2 separate regions of the Homo sapiens genome follow, and region 1 is linked to region 2. A link is a loop called in an ENCODE intact Hi-C map of the cell type or tissue named here. Cell type or tissue: GM12878. All regions are shown on one strand. Links, peaks and the distances in the headings refer to the core of each region. The heading gives the core; the rest is flanking DNA.

The links. Hi-C counts contacts between places; a loop is a spot of excess contacts. Peaks named below come from ENCODE experiments on the same cell type or tissue, not always from the same donor. Only the 100,000 strongest peaks of a DNase experiment are listed, where the experiment ranks them.
Region 1: a loop joins it to region 2, with 4 times the contacts of the local background. A loop is called at or near these places in 1 of 110 quality-filtered maps.

The regions. Positions count from the first base shown.
Region 1 is chr12:25,003,528-25,007,934 of GRCh38, forward strand. It overlaps a transcript of IRAG2 not described here. Among named protein-coding and RNA genes, the nearest start is that of LINC02909, 8.3 kb to the left of the region's middle. In GM12878, for the core only: no CTCF peak of the experiment used is centred there; DNase peaks (open chromatin) are centred at 1,106 and 1,974; H3K4me3 peaks cover 793 bases; H3K27ac peaks cover 1,763 bases.
Region 2 is chr12:25,317,879-25,322,285 of GRCh38, forward strand. No RefSeq gene overlaps it. Among named protein-coding and RNA genes, the nearest start is that of KRAS, 69 kb to the left of the region's middle. In GM12878, for the core only: no CTCF peak of the experiment used is centred there; DNase peaks (open chromatin) are centred at 2,383, 2,733 and 3,073; H3K27ac peaks cover 1,796 bases.

The DNA of each region.
Region 1 (4,407 bases), core at 306-4,305, 310 kb before region 2:
TACTAGTTTAGGTAAAATTTTGAATGTATTTCCAAATTTCTGAATTACTATAAGAAGTGAGATTATGCCTTTTTTTTTAAAGGTCATATATCTTGCTACGCAATAAAACTATGCTGGAGTCAGACATTCTTTGACTCAAATCTTAGAGATGGGACCATTAGCAAATTACTTGGCCTCTTTGATTCTTAGTTTCCTTATCTATAAAAGGAGGATATTTCCACACAGCTGATAGGGTTTATGTGAAATTTAGACATAATACACATAAAACACCTAATATGGGGCATATTTAGTTAAGTTCTGAATAGAGGGCAACCAGTACAATACCAATGGTAGGTATTCAAATGAGAGATGTTAGCATCATTGTCACCTGCCCTATTATAAATAAAAAGCAATGTGGTTATCTAGCCTCTGGAGCTGGACTGCCTGCGTTAGAATCTGAGCTGTGGCATTTATTGGGGTGTGTTGCTTATTCTCTTTCTGTCAGAGAATGGAGAAAGCAGTAACGTTTATCTCAAAGAGTTGTTTTAAGGATGAAATGAGTTGATGGGTGTGAAGAGCTTAGTACCATGCCTGGCACTTGATAAATACTTTATACATGTTAGCTGTTATTTTCCTGAAATTTGAGGGCCAAAGTTAAATGCATGGAAAATTTGCTTAGAGAAACTGAGCATCTTGTCATGATCCCGCCAAAGTTGATTTGGGAATAAATTGCCTATTGCTAAATTATTGTTAGGAAAATACTGACTTTTAAACATGTATCTACTTTTGCCTATACTTTAGCCACTTCATCTGTATACTAGGAGGAAAGTCAACAATGGCCTCTCCAAGGAAGGTAACTGAGAAGCGGCATAACCCAGTGGAAAGCATCTGTAGAAAGATCAGAGCCATCCACAAGAGAGAAGCAATTTCAAATCCAATTCAGCAGATTATCAAATACCAATCTAGCAGTTTTGATAGCCCACAGACGAACACCAAGAAATATTTTGAAGAGGTACTGAGGAAAATGACTGCTGCTTGTGTTCCTACGCCCGGCTCTCATTGGTCAAGTTCTGAGGAAGTCGATGCCTTCATTTCATCGCCTCAAATAATATCTCCAAGAACCCCATCCACCTCTCACCTCAGCTCCCCTGAGACTGCAACATACTCTGTTATTCTCACAAGTTCTGAAAACGTCTCAAAGCCGAAGTCACAGAGCAACAAGAATTATACATCTTTGATGTCACAGATCAGAAAAGCAGAGTTTTTCTCTAACAAGGATTTGAATAACTATTGTAGTGAAAATAATTTTAGTACCTTAACACTTGACTTTGATTCCACCTTTGTTCAAAGCTTGAAGTGTTTTGATCCTCAGGATTCAGTGGTAAAAAAATTATCTCTGAATGAAGATGGTAAATATTCATCTTTTAATGTTTGTCCTTCCAATAGAGCAATAAACATATCTACTTTTAGAATACCTGAACTAAAAAAAAATCTACATTATTAAAGTTTGGATGGAATCATCCATCTTTCCCTTTCTGTTTTAACTATGTTTGTTTCCAGAACAAAACAGAACGTCATGATGGGAATACTTAGATATAGGGGAATATTTCCCTATATCTAAGGGGAAGGCTGTTTATTATGATAGGTTTTCTTTGTTAAACCAAAAAAAAAAAAGGAAAATTAATCATTATAGCACAGAAAGCATCAGGATTTACAAACTTTTTCTTCTAATAGGATGGAAACAAGAAGCTGATGATGGTAAAGAAGATGTAATATACAGCATCAACAGGGCCTGTAAAGAAGAGGCACTCACAAGTATTTTTAATGCATGTGACATCAAACGGAAAGGTAAGCTAAAAATTATCTGTTTAAACATTTGGTAGGACTGTCCAAGTCATCTGAACTTTCTATTGTGAGAGAAAGGGAAATGATTTGTGTGTGGGTCTCATTGTCTGCGTCTACATATGTGATGGATGCCACCTAATTTGGGAATAAGGTTTGCTCTGTAGGGCTTGGTTATTTCGTTATAATTTCCCTGTACCTGTTTTGCATCAGCATATTTTAACAGTGACTTGAATGATTCTTTTTGAGCTTATCAGCTGACTTACCATCTTTATTTATTGAAACTACTTACATGTCGTAGGTGGCGCCCCACAGGAAATATGCTTTTCAAATATGTAAAACCACTATACAAAATTTTAGTTAATTTTGGGCTTTCACTTCTGTTTTTCTTTAATTTTTATTTTTGAGATGTGTTTTTTAAAAAATTTCCAGACCTAAAACTACAAAAACCCTAGGAAATACCATTCTGGACATTGGCCTTGGCAAATAATTTATTAATAAGTTCCCAAAAGCAATTGCAACAAAACAAAAATTGACAAGCGGGACCTAATTAACCTCTGCACAGCAAAAGAAACTGTCAATAGAGTAAATAAACAATCTACAGAGAGGTAGAAGATATTCACAACCATGCATGTGACAAAAGTCTAACATCCAGACTCTGTAAGAAACTTAAACAATTCAACAAACAAAAAATAACCTCATTAAAAAGTGGGCAAAGGACATGAACAGACACTTCTCAAAAGAAGACATACATGCAGCCAACAAATATATGAAAAAATACTCATCATTACTAATTATTAGAGAAATGCAAATCAAAACTGCAATGAGATACCATCTCACACCAGTCAGAATGGGTACTATTAAAAAGTCAAAAACCAACAGATGTCGGTGAGGTTATCGAGAAAAGAGAACACTTACACATTGCTGGTGGGAATATAAATTAGTTCAGCCACTGTGGACAGCAGTGTGGAGATTCCTCAAAGAATTTAGAGCTACCATTTGAGCCAGCAATCTGTCCACTGGGTATGTACCCAAAGGAATGTAAATCATTCTACCTGAAAGACATATGCACTTATATGTTCATCACAGCACTGTTCACAGTAGAAAAGACATGGAATCAACCCAAATGACCATGAACAGAAGACTGGATAAATAAAATGTGGTACCTACACACCATGGAATACTATGCAGCCAAAAAAACAAACAAGATCATGTCCTTTGCTGCAACATGGATGCAGCTGGAGGCTATTATCCTAAGCGAACTAATGCAGGAACAGAAAACCAAACACTGCATGTTCTCAATTTTAAGTGGGAGTTAGACATTGTATATACATGGAAACAAAGATGGGAACAATAGGTATGGGGACTACTTGAGCAGGGAGGCATGGGCTGAAAAACTACCAGTCACATATTATGCTCAGTACGTGGGTGATGGGATCATTTGTACACTAAACCTCAGCAACACGCAATTTACTCATGTAGCAAACCTGCACATACACCCCCTGAACCTAAAAGTTGAGAGAAAAAAAAATTCCACAAGTAATTTTAAGTATATAAATGATTCATGCTCATTTGTAATAAAATTAATAATATACTGACAAGCGAAAAGAAGGAAAAAAAATTGGTAATCCTGTTTCCCTGAGTAACCATTGTTAGTGACTTGTTGTATATCTTTCCACAATTCCTGTCAATATGGTTTTGTTTTATTTGAATTCATAATTGTTTGTTATAGAACATTTCAAACATATACAGAGGTAGAATTCTATGATGAATCCTTATGTATTTGTCATAACCAATTATGTCTCATTTCTAACCCTGCTCATTTTCCTCTCCTCTACTCTGGATTATTTTGAGGCAAATCGCAGAGATCATAGTATTTCATCCACAAATATTTCAGTACATATTTCTAAAAGATAATTGACTAATTTAAAACACAACTACAATGCCATTATCATGATTTTAAAAGTAATATACTTTTCTAATATTATCAAATGTCTTGTTAGTAGTCAAAATTTCTCATTTGTGTGATAGATACATATCCTTTTTTTCTTAAACAGTTTTACTGTTCAAGCCAATATCCAAGAAATGTTTATTCATTGCAGTTTGTTGTCTGTCTTATCTCTGTGTTTCGCTTTCCATCTGTTTTTTGCATTTTGTTGTCTGTTAAAGAAACCCATCCATTGATTGATTGAGACAGAGTCTCACTCTTGTCACCTAGGCCGGAGTGCAGTGGTGTGATCTTGGCTCACTGCAACCTCTGCCACCCGGGTTCAAGTGATTCTCCTGCCTCAGCCTCTCAAGTAGCTGGGATTACAGGCGCCCACCACTACACCCAGCTAATTTTTGTATTTTTAGTAGAAATGGGGTTTCACCATGTTGGCCAGGCTAGTCTCGAACTCCTGACCTCAGGTGATCCACTCACCTCGGCTTCCCAAAGTGTTGGGATTACAGGTGTGAGCCACTGCACCCAGCCCATTCTTTTATTTCACAGTTTACCACAATCTGAAATTTGGTGATTGTGTATCTGTAGGAACACAAGCTGTTTCTCTGTCTCCTATGTTTAGAAATATGATCAGATAAAAGTTT
Region 2 (4,407 bases), core at 130-4,129:
TTAGAATGAACATATAGTTTCAGGGCAAAGAAGCGTTTCCAGGATTTAGAACATGTTATATTACTCAATTTGGGTTTAGTTTGTTGATAAATTTAAAATCTTCATGCTGATATATATGAAGTACAAGAAGGAAAATGTCTTTCTACACCTTGAAGATGAGAAGGAATTATTTTGGTATATCAAGTCTCCCTTCAGGTAACCAGCTAACATACATTTATTTATTTAGTTGGCCCAGGCTGGAGTGCAGCGGTATGATTACAGCTTACTGCAGCTTCAACCTCCCAGGCTCAAGCAATCATCCCACCTCAGCCTCCTGAGTTGCTAGGACTACAGGCACGTGCTACCACACCCAGATAATTTTTTATTTTTCAGTTTTTTGTAGAGACGTTGTCTCATTATGTTGCCAAGACTGACCTCAAACTCCTGGGCTCAAGTGATCCTCCCGCCTTGGCCTCCCAAAGTGCTGAGATTATAGGTATGAGACACTTTGCACAGCCCAGCTAATATTTAAAGTATTACGAATATTTCAATCAGACAATTTTTAAATCCCATACATATTTGCTAAATACCTATGTTGTACATTGCACAGGTAATAGAGGCTATGAAGATTAATAAGGCAGAATCCCTGTCCTGAAGAATTTACAGCCTCATGAACAAAGTAGGCATACGAGTCTAATTTCCTATTCTGCTGTGATAATTGAGTAGTATTGGATTATTGCTAAGCTGGCATGCTCCCATCCCCAAATCAACATTGTTTCATGGTATAAGAAAACCTCTCTGTTAAGTTATTGTGATTTCATTTTGCACATTAATTTAGATAAAGAAACAGAATTTCATAAAGATTATATTACATAAAGAAACAGAATTTCATAAAGATGATATTACATTCCTTTAAAACCATACAGCTAGTAAGAGTTAGAACCAAGACTCAATCTCAAATATTTGTTTAGTTACAACATATATCCATGTTATTTGTCTCTATATTAATATAAGCATTTTTATGTACAGGAAGGCACTGTAATGCAGGGGTTTATAATTCACTAACTATACTTTCTAAATTTTTAAATGTCTTTTCTTGAGAAAAAGAAATGACTTCATAAAGTAATTACACAAAGTTACCTAGTTGTTCTCCAGCTCCACTGAAGAGACAAGAAAGAAAGGTTGGAAAGTTTCGGTTAGAAATAAGACTTGAGGCCAGGTGCGGTGGCTCATGCCCGTAATCCCAGCACTTTGGGAGGTAGAGGTGGGCAGATCACCTGAGGTCAGAAGTTTGAGATCAGCCTGGCTAACATGGTGAAACCCATTTCTACTAAGAATACAAAAAAATTAGCTGGGCGCGGTGGCGCTCGCCAGTAATCCCAGGTACTCGGGAGACTGAGGCAGGAGAATCACTTGAACCCAGGAGGCAGAGGTTGCAGTGAGCCGAGATCACGCCATCGCACTCCAGCTTGGGCAACAAGAGCGAAATTCCATCTCAAAAAAAAAAGAAAGAAAGAAAGAAAGAAGACTTGGGCTATTAAACACTAAACTGGCTATTGGTGGTGGTTGTGCAATCTCTAAACGTATCTTAAAAACAAGACAAACTAATCTGCTCAGGGAAATTTTTTTTTTAAAGAACAGTGGAGTTTTATTGTATCATTGCCATTAATTTATTTTAATTACTATAAAGCATGTGTTAATATAGTCTCTGCTGATACTGAAATTTGTCTTTACTTCATCAAAAGTTGTCCCTAACCGTTAAAAAAGTGTTCAGGTTATAAATGGACAAGAAGCAACCAAGCTGACTTATTTCTTATTTTCTTAGTAGGTCAGTGTTGGGGACAGATTCTGGTTTAGGACTGATGAAACCACATCAATTCCTTTTTTATACCACTTCAAGGACTACACAAAAGAAAAGGTTTAGCTACATCTGACTTCTTCATGACACTGCAAATAAAGCAAGCCAGTACCTATTCCCTCTATGTCTTTATGAACTAATGCTACATACAAAATTCAAGACACAACTGTAATGATTTTTACTTAGGGAAAATTTTAAACATACTTTCTGCCTGAAGGGCAAAGACTAGGTCCAGTAATTTCAAAACCCCTATAATTATATGATTTAGGAGAAAATGCAGTGAAAACCTCTTTTTTTATCCCAAGTGGAAGAAAACATTGAATGTCTAGGTTGGTGGTCAATAGTGTACAGAATGAACTTTACTTTGTGTAAGCTTTTAAAATAGAGACATTTATCTCAAACTTTTTTTGTTGTTTGCTAAATTCTAGAGTTAGAGACTTGTGATCAATAGCCCAGACACTTCTCCATTGTACCAGCCAACTTTCCCCCTGAGGAAAACAACTTTAAACTTCAGAGACAAAAACGAGAAGTGCTCAGATGTGAAAGTTTCACTAGCATTTCTTATCATCAGACATGCATTCATCTAGCATGTATAGCAAACCTACTATATTTAGACACTATGCAGGATACCAGAAGGAATACAGAGGAGACGGCATAGCACTTGTAATTGAGCCAAGCACAGCAGTTTTATTGGGATAGGTTTGATTCACCAAATGGCAAAGAATCTGTGTGATGAATTTGCAGTTCTAATTAAAATTCCCCAGAGTCGGTTCTTTAAGTCTCAGCCCTAATTCATTTCCAGAAAGCCCTGTGGTTTTAAGGTGATTTATATTGCTTCTGCAAAGACTGTGGAGAAAGCTCTTGGCAATCACATGTCTTGTACAAATACAATTTACAGATCAAATCAGAGAAAAAGTACCGTAGCAACTCTGGGGGAAGAAACCATGAAATGTCCCAAACCCCATACCGTTCCTAACACACATAGGCACCTGATGTGTATTGACTAAATAAGAGTGCTATGTCAGATACTAGGAGGCCACAAAGGTTAGGAATGCATAATTCCTCCTCCCAGGAAGCTCTCACCTCATGGGGACAGGGTGAGACAGATGACTGTTAACCAGACAGACTTGCTTGTGTCAGATCCCTTAGCTCTCCCAACTTGGCCATCACAGAGGTCATGGGTACTGTGTTTAAAGGTGTCATGAGCCCCTGAACTTGGGCTCAGGAAATTCCCATCTGCTCATCTTGCAACTGTCAACCTTGAACTTCCTCACACATCAATGCATCTCATTCCTGACCTTTTTGGTCCTAATCGTTGGTGTCTAGCTTCACGGAGACTGGCAACCTCAGTTAAAACTACTTACGTTGGTGCTGCTCCGGACAAACTTTTAGGAAAGTCAGCATAGTGATAAGTGAAGCACAGACTCTTGACGATTTCAACTATCTGCGCTATATGTATTTGAAGCTTGGCTGTGCTATTTATAATGATTTTGGAAACCTGGCATAACTTTTTGTGTATGCTTCAGTTTCTTAATCTTCTGAATTACGATCCTAATAGTGCTTAACTCATAAGGTTGTTATAAGGATTAAATGAGTTAATATCTCCAAAGCACTTAGAAATGTTTCTGGCACATAGTTTTTATGTCAAGTAAAGGCTATTTCCTGTGGTTTCCTCTTGGTACCATTTTAATAAATGCAGACAATTGGCCCCATGGCCACATGGCCTAACCAGACACCACCAGTTGGCAAAGAGCATGAGTGATCAAAAGTAAGGAGCTAGGAAAGTAAAGAATGTCGAATTAAGGGTCCAGTCTGGCTAAAGCACTGGGCTCAGGGGACTGCATATGCAGCCGTGATTTTAAAAGGTTGACAAGGAACAGGTTGTGGAGAAACTTAAATACTAAGATGGGGAGCTTGTCATCTATTCTGTAAGCCATGTAGCATTGCAAGATAATAGTGCTCTAGAAGGAGTTCTAGCAGTAGTAACGAGGATGGACAGGAGGCTGGGAGATAAGCAAGAAAATATTTTTAGAAAAGTTGCAATCATCAGGCAAGTGGTAATGAGACGCAAAACTAAGGTGGTGACAATGTCAGTAATATCAAAAGAGAAAATGTTACAATAAAAGAGACTATTTGTAAGCAAAACTAAAAATGTATAAAAATTATTTGCCTGGCTGTGATACGTCAGGCACATAGAAGGTGCTTTGTGAACATTGTTTCATTTAACTGGTGCAATACCTGGGCTGAGTAAATATGGGTACCTGATTAATTCAGATGAAGAAACTCAGGGAGATCACGCAATTAACCTGAGGTCACAGTTCTGGAAAGTGGCACAACAGGGATTCAACCCAAGTCAGTCTGGTTTCAAAGTTTCATCTTTTTTTTCACCGTTTAAATTCATGTAGGGTATGAGAGAAAGGGAGAGGCTGAATGTGCTCCCAAATGCTCTTGGAGGCTGAAAATGTATTAGTTTAGATGAGAACATTTCAAAGATGAGATGCTTCATTTGGCTTTGAAATTTAAAATTTTAATTGTTTTGGAGATATGGCAGTTTAGCAGGCAACTGGAAA